2 separate regions of the Homo sapiens genome follow, and region 1 is linked to region 2. Evidence: chromatin loops called from intact Hi-C (ENCODE). Cell type or tissue: spleen. All regions are shown on one strand. Links, peaks and the distances in the headings refer to the core of each region. The heading gives the core; the rest is flanking DNA.

The links. Peaks named below come from ENCODE experiments on the same cell type or tissue, not always from the same donor. Only the 100,000 strongest peaks of a DNase experiment are listed, where the experiment ranks them.
Region 1: a loop joins it to region 2, with 2.3 times the contacts of the local background. A loop is called at or near these places in 13 of 110 quality-filtered maps.

Annotation. Positions count from the first base shown.
Region 1 is chr16:23,820,875-23,828,342 of GRCh38, forward strand. No RefSeq gene overlaps it. Among named protein-coding and RNA genes, the nearest start is that of PRKCB, 11 kb to the right of the region's middle. RefSeq lists cis regulatory regions at 996-1,499, 5,683-6,055 and enhancers at 5,596-5,735, 5,766-5,865. In spleen, for the core only: no CTCF peak of the experiment used is centred there; no DNase peak of the experiment used is centred there; H3K4me3 peaks cover 365 bases; H3K27ac peaks cover 609 bases.
Region 2 is chr16:23,946,926-23,954,393 of GRCh38, forward strand. All of the region lies in intron 2 of PRKCB (protein kinase C beta), which reads left to right. Among named protein-coding and RNA genes, the nearest start is that of PRKCB, 110 kb to the left of the region's middle. In spleen, for the core only: no CTCF peak of the experiment used is centred there; DNase peaks (open chromatin) are centred at 2,123 and 3,136; H3K4me3 peaks cover 1,103 bases; H3K27ac peaks cover 2,371 bases.

The DNA of each region.
Region 1 (7,468 bases), core at 2,938-5,437, 130 kb before region 2:
CCTCCGCGATTCTCCTGGGTTCAGGCGATTCTCTTGCCTCAGCTTCCTGAGTAGCTGGGATTACAGGTGAGGTGCGTGCCACCACGCCCGGCTAATTTTTGTATTTTTAGTAGAGACAGGATTTCGCCATGTTGGCCAGGCTGGTCTCGAACTTCTGACCTCAGGTGATCCGCCTGCCTTGGCTTCCCAAAGTGCTGGGATTACAGGCGTGAGACATCGCACCCCACTGTAGGGTGGTTTTTAATGTAGCGAAAGCTAATTGATAGAATCACACACAGACACAACAACATACAGTAACAGGAGAGTGGCCGTCTTGACATTGTATCTATTTTTAGCTGTGAGGAATGTTTCCTTATGTATCATTAGCTAGAACTGAATCACAGGTCTATTTCTAAACCCATTACTAGCAAAGGGCACGGAATTACCATGATTAGCTTGGAAAAGCACTGGGGCCATACAGAGAAGAGTAGACTATCCTTCACATGGGGCTTTGCAAAAACATAGGAGCCCTCTATCTTTTTGGGAGAATCACACTGGGAGAAGGGATGGTCAGTGAAGGGACCCTTGGTTTCCTATTGGCATTGCATTATCGGGGGGAAGCAATTGTATTTTCTGATTCTTATCGTTCTCCCACCTCCCACTATGGCAAATTGGACTAGGGATGCACTGTGGAAGAAAGATTAATCAATTAGAGTCTCTCTCTGGGAATTTGGAATTGAGACTATGTGAGAGCATGTGCGGGGGATGGAGATTGTGTCAGGTACACTGGGGGGATGTGGGGAGGCACACACACTCCTACACTCAGGAAGGAGGTATTTCCCAATTTGGAAAGAGAAAAGTAGATGAGAGGAGAGGAGAGAGAGATCAATCCAATTCACATTTTTTGTTTTCTAGATCTGGGGGCCTCGCTGGATTGCTGCTCTTGGCGGCATGAGACACCTCTTAATTCTTGTAGTAATTTCCCCTTCATTTGCTTGAGTTAGCCCTAAAGAGCTTCTGTCACTCACAATAAAAGTGTTTTTAATGTGCCATTCTTATGAAGAGATGCTCAACCTCATTCATAATAAGATAAATGAAAATTAAAATTCCACCAAGAGACTATTTATCACTTATCAGCTTGGCCAAAATAGAAAAGCATGACAATGTTGTGCGTACCGCTGTGGGGGAAACTGGCATTGTCATCATGAGTAGGATGAGTACAGAAGGCCATAGCCTCTGTGGAGGGCAAGCTGGGGACATCTATCAGCCTTGAAAATGCACTTACCCTTTGACCTAGCAATCCCTAGTTCTGGGAATTTATTCGACAGTTGCACTGCTGTGGGGAGGAGATGATGTATGTCCAAGGTCATTTGTTGTAGCATCATTTGCAATAGCAAAAGTTTGGAGATGACCCAAGTTTTTACTGATGAGGGACTGGTTAAACTAACAGTTATACAGAATATGATACAGCTGTAATGATTGATGAAGTTCTCTATGTTCTGATACAGAAAGAACTCCAGAAAAGTTGTGAGTTTTTTGTTTTTCTTTTGTTTATTTTATTTGATTTGTAGAGACAGGGTCTCACTCTGTTGCCCAGGTTGGAGTGCAGTGGTGCAATCATAACTCACTGCAGCCTCAAACTCCCGGGCTCAAGTGATTCTCCCACCTCAGCCTCCTGAATAGCCAGGACTATAGGCGTATGCCACCACACCCAGCTAATTTTAACTTTTTTTTTTTTTTTAATAGTGACAGGGTCTCACTATGTTGCTAAGGCTGGTCTTGAACTCCTGAGCTTAAGCAATCCTCCCACCTCAGCCTCCCGAAGTGTTGGGATTACAGGTGTGAGCCACTGCACCCAACCCAGAAAGATTGTTACGTGAAAAAATAAAGTGCAGAATATTTTACATAGTGAGATACTTTTTTTTCTGTAAGAAAAGAGGAAAGGAAGAATATATCAGAATATATGCAGCATTGATTTTTAAAAATATTTAAATAAGTAAATTTAATAAAGGAAGTATGGAAAGAAGAATAAGAAACGATAAACTAATAAATATGATTACCTCTAGGGGGTGAAGAGAAAGGCTAGGACGGGAGATGCTCCTCTCCATGAAAACCTTTTTATATTATTTTAGCTCTTAAAAAATGAACACATTAACTGTTCTAAAAATGAATGCAAGTAAAACGTCATATTTTAAAGTGAATTCAAATATTAAGTAATTCTATTCTATCCAATTGTCTAAAGAATTGAGGGCAGGCCAGGCATGGTGGCTCATGTCTGCAGTCCTGGCACTTTGGGAGCCCAAGGTGGGAGAATGGCTTGAGCCCAAGAGTTTGTGACCAGCTTGGGCAACAAAATGAGAACCTGTCTCTACAAAAAATAGAAAAAATGGGCTGGGTGCAGTGGCTCAAGCCTGTAATCCCAGCACTTTGTGAGGCTGAGGTGGACGGATCATGAGGTCAGGAGATGGAGACCATCCTGGCTAACACGGTGAAACCCTATCTCTACTAAAAATATGAAAAATTAGCCGAACTTGGTGGCATGCGCCTGTAGTCCCAGCTACTCGGGTGGCTGAGGCAGGAGAATCGCTTGAACCTGGGAGGCAGAGGTTGCAGTGAGCTGCACTCCAGCCTGGGCAACAGAGTGAGATTTGGTCTCAAAAAAAAAAAAAAAAACAAAAACAAAAAAACAAAAAAGAAAAGAAAAAATGAGCCAGGGTGTAGTGGTGTGTGCCTGTAGTCCCATCTATTCAGCAGGCTGAGGTGCGAAGATCACTTGACCCCAGGAGGTCGAAGCTGCAGTGACTCATAATCACACTTTAGCCTGGGTGACAGAGTGAGACCCTATCTAAAAGAAAAGAAAAGAAAAGAAAAGAAAAGAAAAGAAAAGAAAAGAAAAGAAAAGAAAAGAAAAGAAAAGACAAAAAGAATTCAGGGCCAGGGCAGTGGAAGAAAACATACTATGTTTATACCTTGACATTTGTTTAAAAAAAACACCCAAACCTGGAATGTACCAATGAAAATACAAAAGCAGAGAAAGTGTGTGGTAAGTATCCCTTTAACTGAGTAGTTTGTGCTTTCTACATTTGGCGCTGTGGTTGCTTGTTGAAACCTCCCCTCTCCAGGTCACACTACATCCGGAAGCAGTATTATGGATGGGCATTCTGCTTGGCCAGTTGAAGATTAAGCTGACCAGCCAAGCATAGAAAAGAATTCCAGGACAGAGAGAGATGTTGTATTAAACATTTCTTTTCAACCTGAAGGGATCAGGTGGCCTCTTAGAGAAATGACAGAACCTATTTTCTCCTTCTCATCTGTTCTCGCCGTTGGCAATCTCTTGTTGTAGGAGGGAGTAAGTAAAGATTGCCTGGGGGTGGAGGGGTAATAGAGCTGGCATCTTTTCACAGATGTGGGCGGGAGGGTTCTGTTAGCCTGGGAGCCCCATCTCATTGGATACTCAGGAGCATAGATTCGGGAGTCAGAGTGGGGTGGATGGAGCACAGCTGTCCTACGCTAGTAACTGAGTGACCTTGGGCACACACTTGACTCCTCTGTGCCTCAGTTTCTTCATCTTTAAAAGGGGAAAGTGATATCACCTACCTATATGATTACCATGAGGATTAAATGAGTTGATACATTGAAAAATGTTAGTAGAATGCTCAGCACATATGAAGTCCTCAATAAATGTTAGCACTGAAAGAAATAATGATAATTTTATTATTATATGACTTCAGACTAAATAAGAGAGTTGACAAGTATGTAAATGGTTGCCACTCCACATCTCTCGCCAACCAATTTACTGCATCCTTGTGAAGAAGGTTAGAGGAGAGATGTGTGGACACTGATTCACACTGATCTAAGAGAATAAATATAGTTCCAGTAGCTATTATGTGTGAGGCACTGTGTTTGGCCCAGGGAAGGATAAATTGGTAAGCAAAATAGGACTATCTCTGCCTTCACAGAGGTCCTAAGCTACCCAGGGAGATGAATGTGATGGACTGAGTATTTGTGTTTCCCCCAAATTCATGTGTTGAAGCCCTAAGGCCTGTGTGATGGTATTTGGAGGTGAGGTCCTTGAGAGATAATCAGGTTTAGGGGAGGTCGTGGTCCTCCTGATGGGATTAACGTCATTCTAAGAAGAGGAAGAGGCCAGAACTCTCTTTTTCCATCTTGTGAAGATAAACTGAGAAGGTTGCTGCCTGCAAGAGGGGAAGGGAGCCCTCATCAGACTCCGGATCAGGTGGCACCTTGAACTTGGACTTCCCAGCCTCCAGAACTGTGAGAAATAAATGTCTGTTGTTCAAGCTACCTAATCTGTGATATTTTGTTCTGGCGGCCTGAGTTGATGAAGACCATGGCCAAGTAAACAGACAACACAATGCTGTGTAAGTGCAGGCCAGTTCAGGATGCCAGAGGATCACAGGGAAGGAACATCTAATTTAAACCCTAGGAATCAGGAAAAACTTCTTACAGGCAAGGACAGGAACAGCAGACCCCCACTCCACTTGGTAATAAAACAACTATCTCTTTCCTACAGCAAAAATAGTAGTAATAGTAATAGTAGTAGCTGTAGTAGTAGCAGTAGTAGTAGTATGGTAACGATAATGCTAATAATTAAAACACATTGAGGGCTTGTTCTAAGCATGTTACATGCATTAGCTCATTTAATCTTAACGTCTTAGTGGAGCTACTCTGCACTTACATGACTTGGCCTTACCCTAATTCTGCCCACCATAACCTATATTTATTTTAAAAGTTGATATTTCCCTCATCAGGGATTTTTTGCATTAGTTTTGATGTTTTTAAATATTGCATTAAATGTTGTTTATCTTGCTTACTGATTTTTTTTTTTCCTTTTTGAGATGGAGTCTGTCGCCCAGGCTGGAGTGCAGTGGCATGATCTCAGCTCACTGCAACCTCCACGTCGTGGGTTCAAGTGATTCTCTTGCCTCAGCCTCCCAAGTAGCTGGGATGACAGGCATATGCCACCACACCTGGCTAATTTTTGTATTTTTAGTAGAGACAGGCTTTCGCCATGTTGGCCAGGCTGGTCTCAAACTGCTGACCTCAAGTTATCCACCCATGTTGGCCTCCCAAAGTGCTGGGATTATAGGCATGAGCCACCACGCCTGGCCTTACTTACTGATTTTTTGGCATCCCTTTAATTTTGCACTCAGGGCAAGCATCTTTCTCTCCTTACTCTAGTCCTGGCCCTGCTGAGGAACACCATGTGGGGAAGGGTAAGCAGAGCTGTCTAGCCTGCCCAATTCAGGCTGTCTATGCAGAAGGCATTTGCGGTTCCTCCTTTCCAGACAGCATCATGGGAGGAAAGAGAAAGAGAACGCATTCCCTATTTGGACTCAGTCACCCCTTAGCATCCTCCTTCCCAAATAGGGTCCCTGCAATGGCTTTTAGTATTACTTTAACGTGGCATCAAGTCCCACTGAATCTCACAATGAGAGTCCTTCCTTATTTAACTTGCTTTCAATTATTCTAAAACCATCAAGGAGAAAGTGCCAGATCGGTGCTAATAGGTTTTTAACACCTCTCTAATACTTAATGAGCAGGCCTCTGACTTTCCTCCCCTGCCTCCTTGAATGAAGAGGGTTATGGAGCTGGAATTTTAGAATCACAAGTCTGTCCTTGAATCTGAGCCCCATTACTGTACTATTACTGCTGGGAGGACCAGACGACTGTGATGGGAATGATGCTTCAGTCTGGATGTCTGACCTCTTTGTTTGTGCCCTCGTACCTTCATTTTTTTCAGTTTCCCTTTCTAGAATTTAGTAAACCAAACAAGAACTTTCCCTGACCTGAATACTGGGTTCAATTGTGCTGTGTTCATTATTACGCAGCATTTTACCCACGATTACTTCCTGTTCAAGTTCCTGTTTGTTGCTGTACTCTGAGACCCCACCTAGGTACTGGAGGCTCTTCAAGGGAAGAGGAAGACAAAACCTCCTTTCTGAAGGGGAACTTAGCTCAGGGAGTGGGGTAGATACAGGACCACGTGGCATCACAGATCCAACTGTTCAGAGTCAGTCTAAAGGACTTAAATTTTAGTAATTCTACTTCTGGGTGTATTCCTAAGAGAAATAGGCACGTATGTCCACAAAAAGACATGTACAAGGATGCTTATGGTAGGGTTTTCCAAAGTAGTCCTAAACTGGAAATAACCCAAGTAACTATCAACATTTAATGGATAAGTACACTGTGATATATTCATGAACAGCAATACAAAAGAACGAACACAGATACACACAAAAGCATGGATGAATCTTACTGACATTATGTCAAGTGAAAGAATCCAGAAACCGTATGATTTTATTCATATGAAACTCAAGAACAGGGAAAACTAATCTACCATCTCAACCTTAAAAAGGAAGGAAATGCTGACACACAATGGTACATGAATGAACCTTGAAGACGTTATGCTAAGTGAAATTACAGAAAGACAAACACTGTATGAGTCTACTTTTACGAGGTACCTGGAGTAGTCAAATTCATAGAGACAGAAAGTAAAATGGTGATTGCCAGGAGCTTGGGGCAGAGGAAATGGATAGTTGTTTAATGGGTATAGAGTTTCAGTTTTGCAAGATGAAAAGAGTTCTGCAGATTGGTTGCACAGCAATATGAATGTACATAACACCACTGAACTACAAACTTAAAAAGGCTAAGATGGTAAATGTTATGTTATATATTTATACCACAATTTAAAAGATTCTAACAACAACAGCAACAAAACCTAATCTATGATGATGAAAGTCAGACAGTGGCTCCCTTTTGAGGTAATATTTCCTGGGAAAAGGTACAGAAGAGTTTCTGGGGAACTAGAACTTTTCTGTATGTTGACCTGGTGGAAGTCATGTGGGTATATACATATATAAAAAACATAGTCTGTTGCATGTACAGCTTATTGCATAGATGTTATACTATAACAAAAAAGTATTTTAAAGAAGGTAGCCATCTGCTGGGCACAGTGGCTCATGCCTGTAATCCCAGCACTTTGGGAAGCCGAGGCGGGCAGATCACGAGGTCAGGAGTTTGAGACTAGCCTGGCCAACATGGTGAAACCCCGTCTCTACTAAAAATACAAAAAATTAGCTGGGCATGGTTGTGAGCACCTGTAATTCCAGCTGCTCAGGAGGCTGAGACAAGAGACTGCTTGAACCCTGGAGGTGGAGGTTGCAGTGAGCTGAGATCGCACTACTGCACTCCAGCCTGGGTGAGTGGCTCCATCTCGAGCCACTGGAGTGCAGTGGCTCAAACTTGGCTCACTGTAACCTCCGCCTCCCAGGTTCAAATGATTCTTCTGCCTCAGCCTCCCGAGTAGCTAGGATTACAGGCACATGCCAGCATACCTATCTAATTTTTGTATTTTTAGTAGAGATGGGGTTATACCATGTTGGCCAGGCTGGTCACGAATTCCTGACCTCAAGTGATCTGCCTGCCTTGGCCTCCCAAGTGCTGGGATTACAGGTGTGAGCCACCG
Region 2 (7,468 bases), core at 2,094-4,593:
GCTCACTGCAACCTCCACCTTCTAGGCTTAAGCGATTCTCTTGCCTTAGCCTCCCAAGTAGCTGGGATTACAGGCATATGCAACCACTGCTGGCTAATTTTTGTATTTTTAGTAGAGACGGGGTTTTACCATGTTGGCCAGGCTGGTCTCGAACTTCTGATCTCAAACGATCCACCTGCCTTGGCCTCCCAAAGCGCTGGCATTACAGGCGTGAGCCACCATGCCCAGCCCATGGATCACACTTTGAGTAGCAAGGGGCTAAGGGATCCTGACATAGCATTTTGGGGTCCTGCAGCTTCAACTTACTCTGCTGCCTGTTCCCATGACCTCTAAGACTGCTCTTCTCGAGACAGCATCCTTGTTCTGCACTGGTTCCTTTGGAGCAGCTGCTCAGCCCTGCTAAAGGCATCTTGCTCAGTGCAATATTAGTTTGCTGCGGAAGATCTGGGACCTGGGCTCCTCTCCTCATTCTCCTTGATCTTAGTTTTGGTTCTGCCAGGACTTTGCTGGGCAATCTTTGTCATGTCCTTTCCCCTTTTTAGATTCAATTTCTTGATTTGCAAAACAAGACAGTAGGAGAGAGTCACTTTCTAGTTTAGGCATTCTGAAGTTCTGTGAATCTGTGATACCAGCTGGTTGGTGCATTTTCCTGCCAGGCCATAAGCAGTACTTGCCTTTATTTCTGGGCTCCAGTGGGGGTCTTCAGAGATACATAGATGCATATAGTCAGGACAAGAGTTAGGAGGAGTAAAGGTAAGGGTTCAATCCAAACCTTTTGGAATAGTAACAGGGTGGCCCAGAGAGATGAAGAATGATTGGGGCACAGGAATCTTCTTGCTTTGGGGCCTAAACGACATCTCCAGGGAATGGCTACTCATTGGGCACATATGAGCCAGGCACTGTGCCAAGAGCTAATGGGAGACACTTGTCATTCTTTCTGGCCACACACTCTGGAGCCGCTTTTTTTTTTTTTTTTTTTAATATTTGTGAATTCGCCACCTCATAAACCCATGTCTCTTTAATGCACAACTCAGAAACCCACTCGCCCAACCTCCCTTGCAGCTAGAGCACAGACATGTGACCTAGGATCTGTCAATCAGGTGAGTCCTTGCTGGACTCTGAATTGGTGGCTAGAAGCAGCAGACACTGTGTTTGATCTGTTCTGGAGGGGGAGGTGTTAAGTATGTCCAGACTGCAGAGTCAGCTATGGTGGGGCTTCTAGCAAGATCTGTCCCTTGTGAATGTTGAATATTCACAGCATCTGTAGTGCAGATTGCCTGGTCTGGACTCTGGAGTGGTGGCAGCGGGTTCTGTACTGTGGTCAAGATGTTTCTTCTGGCTTTCTAAATGTGTCCTAATTGGATTCTCAGGGCCTCCCAAAGCTTGTCTTTCCTGGTTAAACTGGTTAGAGTGGGCTTCCATGTTTATAAATAAGAATCTTGACTGCTTACAACACTTTATGTGTGTTATCTCATTGAATTCTTTTTTTAATTTTTGAGATGGAGTCTTGCTCTGTTGCCCAGGCTGGAGTGCAGTGGTGCGATCTTGGCTCACTGCAACCTCCACCTCCAGGGTTCAAGCGAGTCTCATGCCGCAGCCTCCCAGGTAGCTGGGATTACAGGCACACAGCACCATGCCTGGCTAATTTTTGTATTTTTAGTAGAGACTAATAAGGTTCACCATGTTGGCCAGGCTGGTCTCAAACTCCTGACCTCAAGTGATCCACCTGCCTTGGCCTCCCAAAGTGCTGGGATTACAGGTGTGAGCCACCGTGCCTGGCCCTCCTTGAATTCTCACAGTAACCTAGTGAGGTAGGTGTTATTATCCTCTTCTTGTAACTGAAGAAACTGAGTCAAGAAGAGATGAACTAACTTGCTCAAGGTTCCACTGTCGATAAGTGGAGGCCCAGGATTTGAGTCCAGATCCTCTGGTTCCAAAGCACACATTCTTAACCACCATGCATCTCCTGTCAGAGATTTGTGGGTGTGGAAAGGTCCTTGCAAATCACTTGTCAGTAGTACAGGGTTTCATGAGATCTACACCTGGGCTGGGCACGCCTGTTGGTTTTTTACTGACAACGCATAATTTTTCGAGGAGTGGTAATCAGAGGCAACCGTTCTAGTGACAGTGATTCAGGCGTAAACACTTGGCTTTGGCCCAGAGGTTGCACTGTGTGAGACCACAGGTGAACACTAGAATGTTTACACTCTTCCGGAGTCTGTAGGTGGATGCCAGGGACAGAGAATGAGATTGTAACCCAGAGAAAGAAAGAAAAGAAAGAACGAACAAACAAAAGAAAGAAAGAACGAACGAATGGACAAAAGAAAGAACGAATGAAAGAAAGGGCCAGCCCCTGGGGCCTCCTTAGATAAGGAAGAGAAAGGAGACCTTGCCTCAAGCTCAGAAACTGGTTAAAACACGAGCCCAGTCACCTAGTGATAAGCAGTGCTTGGTTCTATTAACTCTGACAACATAGTACTATCTTGGGCAGAGCTCTTTGGAGAAGCAGGTTGGCTAACTGGCCAACCTCAGTTGATTCTCATGGTCTTGGAACTTTCCTGGGGGTCCAACTTCCTCCGTTCTGCCCCTCTTTTTTCTCTACCTTCTATCGTTTTATTCTTTGTCTCCTTTATTTTTCTTCAACAAATATTTTTGAGCACCTATTGTTAACAATTCAACCAATATTTATTGGGTGTTTGCTCGGTGCCACTTACAGTTCTAAGTGCTGGAGATACAGCAGTGAACTAGCCAGACAAGCTGTCATAGAGTTTCCAATTTAGTGGCAGTGGGGTAGTCCAGTAGGCATGAAGCCAGGCAGGTACCAGTTGTTGAGGTGGTGGTAGTTCCACCCAGTACTAGGAAGATAACATTCTTATCCCCATTTTACAGATGAAGACACTGAGGCAAGAGAGCTTAAATTAATTGCCTGAGGTCTCACAGGTAGGCTGGGATCTCTGTGAGATCTAGGAGTGCCAGAGCCACTTGGGTCCAGCCACCCACACCTCTTCCCTGTGCCTCAGGCTGGGATGACACCCAGAGCCTCTCCTTTCTCCCTCACCTGGGCCCAGAGACCACCTCCTTCCCTCTCCTTGCATTGCTGCTGCCCATGCTAACCGAAGGAGCCTCGCCGTGGGGCGGATGTGGCCTCCCCAGTGGCCCACTTCCTCCTGCTTCTGCCAACAGCAGCATTGGCCCCTATGATTTGAATTTTTTTTTTTTTTTTTTTTTTTTTTCTGTTGATCCCTCTAGCGGCACCAGATGTGGGTGGGGTGGAGGGTGGGTACACCCACACTCCCTTAAGCCTGGAAGTAACCTAGGTTCCAGACTCTGTGTGTCCCTGAATGGTAATAGTGACTCTCTTCTTAGCTGTCTGTCCCACTGGGTCCTCCCACTCCCCAACTGGTGCTCCTGCTTTTCCTCAGAATGGGGGACATAAATCTCCTTCTAGTCCCAACCCATTGTCAGGCAGGGCTTCCTCCTGGAGGGCTGACTTCCCAGGACTGGGCCAGCTAAAAGCTAAGCAGTATGGGTAAGAGCACGGGGTTCTGGAGTCAGACAGACCTAAGTTCAAACCCCAGTACTGCCGTGGACAAGCTGTGTGGCCTCAGACAAGTTGATTAACCTCTCTGAGTTCCTTTTAAAATAGGCTGAGGTCTGTAGGGATAAGGTACCTGAGGTCTTAGTGCCTGGCACAGAGTAAACCCACGTGTTGGCTGTTTCCATTATTGGGTAGAACAGAGGGGCCTCCTGGCATCAGTGGGCATTTTGGGCCTGCTGCTGTCTTGTCTATCTAGGCCTTGGTTTTGCCTTTCAGGCTGGTGCCTCTTTGCAGTTTCACTTTAGCAAGTGAAACTTTATTTTTCCTGTTTCTCCTGATCTGTTTCCTCCTTATTTTCCATAGTGAATAATCACACATAAGCCTTTCTTTTCTCAGGGCAAGGTTGCTGTCTGTGAAGGAGTGGAATGCCTGAGCATCCCTGGTAGGAAAGGAAGAGTGACCAGCATCAATGGGGTACTCTATTCCCTGAGTAGCAAGCCCTCTTCCCGCCTTGTCCCTGGCTCCCACACCTGTTATCCTGCCGGCAGTCATCTCCAGTATCCCAGAGGAGCCATAGGGATGGGTGTTTGAATATAAGAACACTCTGCAGCTCAGATATGCGGCATTACTTTTCCTGTTTGACTCAGTTCTGCAGAGGGTTGCTGAGTGACTGTCATGTGCAAAGCACGTGGGAGGAAAGATGAATAATGAGAGCAATCGAATGCCCATTCCCTTGCATCCAGGGTGCTCTACTAGACCTGCGTTCTTCCATCATTCTTTCAGCCCACGTGGTTGCCAATACTGGGAGTTATCAGTCTTTTCCATTTTTGCCAATCTAATGGATAAAATATCTTGTATTAATTTGCATTTCCCAGATATTCATGAGATTAGGCATACGCTTTTTGGGCACTTGTATTTTTTTCTCTGGGAATTCCCTCTTCGTATTACTTTGTCAATTTTTCTAGTGGCTTTTTTATTTGAGACAGGGTCTTCCTCTGTCACCCAGGCTGGGGTACAGTGTCCAGATCACAGCTCACTGTAACCTCAACTCCAGTGATCTTCCCACCTTAGCCTCCCTAGTAAATGGGACTACAGGCACACACCACTATGCCAGGCTTTTTTTTTTTTTTTTTTTGTAGAGACAGGGTTTTGCCATGTTGCCCAGGCTGGTCTTAAACTCCTGGGATCAACTCATCCTCCCAACTTAGCCTCCCAAGGTGCTGAGATTACAGGCATGAGCCACTGCACCTGGTCCCCTGTCTTTTTTTTTTTAATTAATTGATAGTAACTCTTTATATATTCTAGATGCCAATCCGTGATTTAGTCTAAAAATAAATCCCCTTGGTCTGTCCTATGTCTTTTCTTTTGGTTTATGAAATCTTTTGTAATACAGGAACGTCACACTTCCACAGTCAAATGTGTCAGTCTTCTAAATAGATATAGGTACCTTGTATATACTCCTTGATATATCACATTGATTGGTGGTGACCTGTTTGTCTCCCTGGCTGTCAGACTGTGAGAAACTTGAGGGCAGGGGCTGTACTTTATTCTTCTCTGTCTCTCTAGGGACTAGTGCAAAGCTGGGCACAGAGTTTTGTGCCTGAATGAGTTTTTTTTGTGTGTAAACGTGGTATAAAACAGGTCTTGTGACTGAATGAGGGAATGAATGAAAAAGCCCTGTCCTGCCCTCCCTGCAGAGATGGGGTCTGCTGCAGAGATGGGAGTGAGTCAGGGAGTGAATCACAAGCTCTTCCGTGGCTCAGCTGACATTTCAAAAGCCCTGAGCAGAGAAGCCCCCCTCATTCCAAGAGAGCCTCCGCCTCTTTGAGCAGGCACAGTGAAGCTCTGCTGATTATCAAACTCTGTGTGTGTATGTGCACGCACGTCAGGGGTTTAGCAGTTAAAACTCTTAGTGCTGCATATTCTGCGTATGTGTGAACAAGGCTTTAAAAAATCTCTCAGAGGACCTGTGTATGTGTGTGGGTGCTGGGGGCTGCATAGAGAGAGAGTTAAAAGAGATGAGGGGGTGTTTAGAATCGTTGCAATGTATTGCATTTGTTTCTGGGAGGGTGGGGCGACTGGAGGGGGTTAAATAGCTCCCAGAGGCGCTCTTGTGAGCGGAGCTTCCTGAAATCTCTTTATCTGTGGCCACATGCTGTTCTTGGTTGTCCACGTGGTTCCCTGGTGTCCCTGTTGCTGAAGGCACTTCTGTTTTGTTCTTGGAGGCTTGGCTTCTCATTGCCATTTTCTAAAGCAGTAGAGAGTGCCAGTTAGATTGTTAGACCCAAATAATCTGAAATGTGTGAAAAAATAGTAAATATTTACTGTACCTTTTGTGGAACAGGTTATTGCCATGGAAATGCACTGTACACGAATCTGGATGATGGAGGGAAGCTGGCTCAGGAGCTATGGGAGTGTTTGGATACCATGCCGCCTGAATTGGCAGGTTTAGGAGTGAGTGCCGTGGGTTTAGAATCACAGTGTGGTTGGGTGAGGCTGAAACACTTGGTCCCCAGTCAACCTGTACTGAGAGGGGCATTTATTCATTGCTTCCCACATGCAGGGTGCTTCCTAGAGCATTCTCCATGCATTATTGCGTTTAATCATCATGCCACCCCAATGAGGTGCCATTATCCTCCCTGTTTTACGGAGACACAGAGTGTTTGATCTACTTGCTTGAAGGTACGCAGTCAATGAATGGCAGAGCCCCCTGACTCTGTTCTCTGGAGCTTGATCCTTCCCTGCTCAGCTGTTTCTCTCACTGTGATTTACCCTAGAGAAAGCTAACCAGCTGTCTACCGGGGTTTTATTTTCCAATATTGACTTCGGGGCTGACATTTAGAAACCATCAACAATTTCCAGCTTCTCTTGAAAATGTGCACAATCTGGCTACTGTGTGGGGCTTCCCTAGTGGCTGCTCCCGAGCAGCCATCCAGGTTAGCCGGGCATCAGCTCTGCAGTTGGCGCTGGGCATCCTCCTGTTGCAGCTGGGGAGAAAGCATGGGGTATCACACCCAGGGGCTCCTTGAATTAATTGAGAACTGTCTGTTGAGAGCTCCTCATCCTGTTAGACTTGACATTTAATTTAGCTGTTGTTTTCATTTGCCAATTAGAGCTTTTGAGATTCTTTTGATTTTCTTCCTGTGGTCTCAAGGAATTTGTGGGTGGTTGAGTGAAGATCTTCATGGCAGGAAAGGAAGGCTGCAACAGGAGATGTAATGCGTGAGCACATTCATTCATTCATTCATTCATTTACTTGTTTATTCATTTGTTCAACATATTCATTGAGTATTGGATGTTGAAGTTACAACAGTGGAAGTATGGCAATAAATAAGACAGACCCAGTCACTGCTCTCAAGGAGCATATAGTCAAAGAGGGCAGTCAGACATCAACTATGATGCACGTTACAGGGAAGGCATCCATCTTTTTTTTTTTTCTGTGTCACCCAGGCTGGAATGCAGTGATGTGATCTCAGCTCACTGCAACCTCTGCCTCCCGGGTTCAAGCGATTCTCCTGCCTCAGCCTTCCAAGTAGCTGAGATTACAGGCACCCACCACCATGCCCGGCTAATTTTTTTTTAAATTTTATTATTATTATATTTTAAGTTTTAGGGTACATGTGCACAATGTGCAGGTTTGTTACATATGTATACATGTGCCATGTAGTAGAGACGGGGTTTCATCATGTTGACCAGGCTGGTCTTGAACTCCTGACCTCAGGTGATCTGCCCACCTTGGCCTCTCAAAGTGCTGGGATTACAGGCATGAGACACCACGCCTGACCAGGGAAGGCATCGATCTTAGACTGACTTAGTGGTGTCTAGGTCTCTGAAGGAGGTGTCAGAGAAGGTCTCCTTGGCTAATCTTTGTGACCACCGGAGCTCTGTTAGTTTCATAAGACATAAGTCTCAGCAACTGTTGCAGAAAGA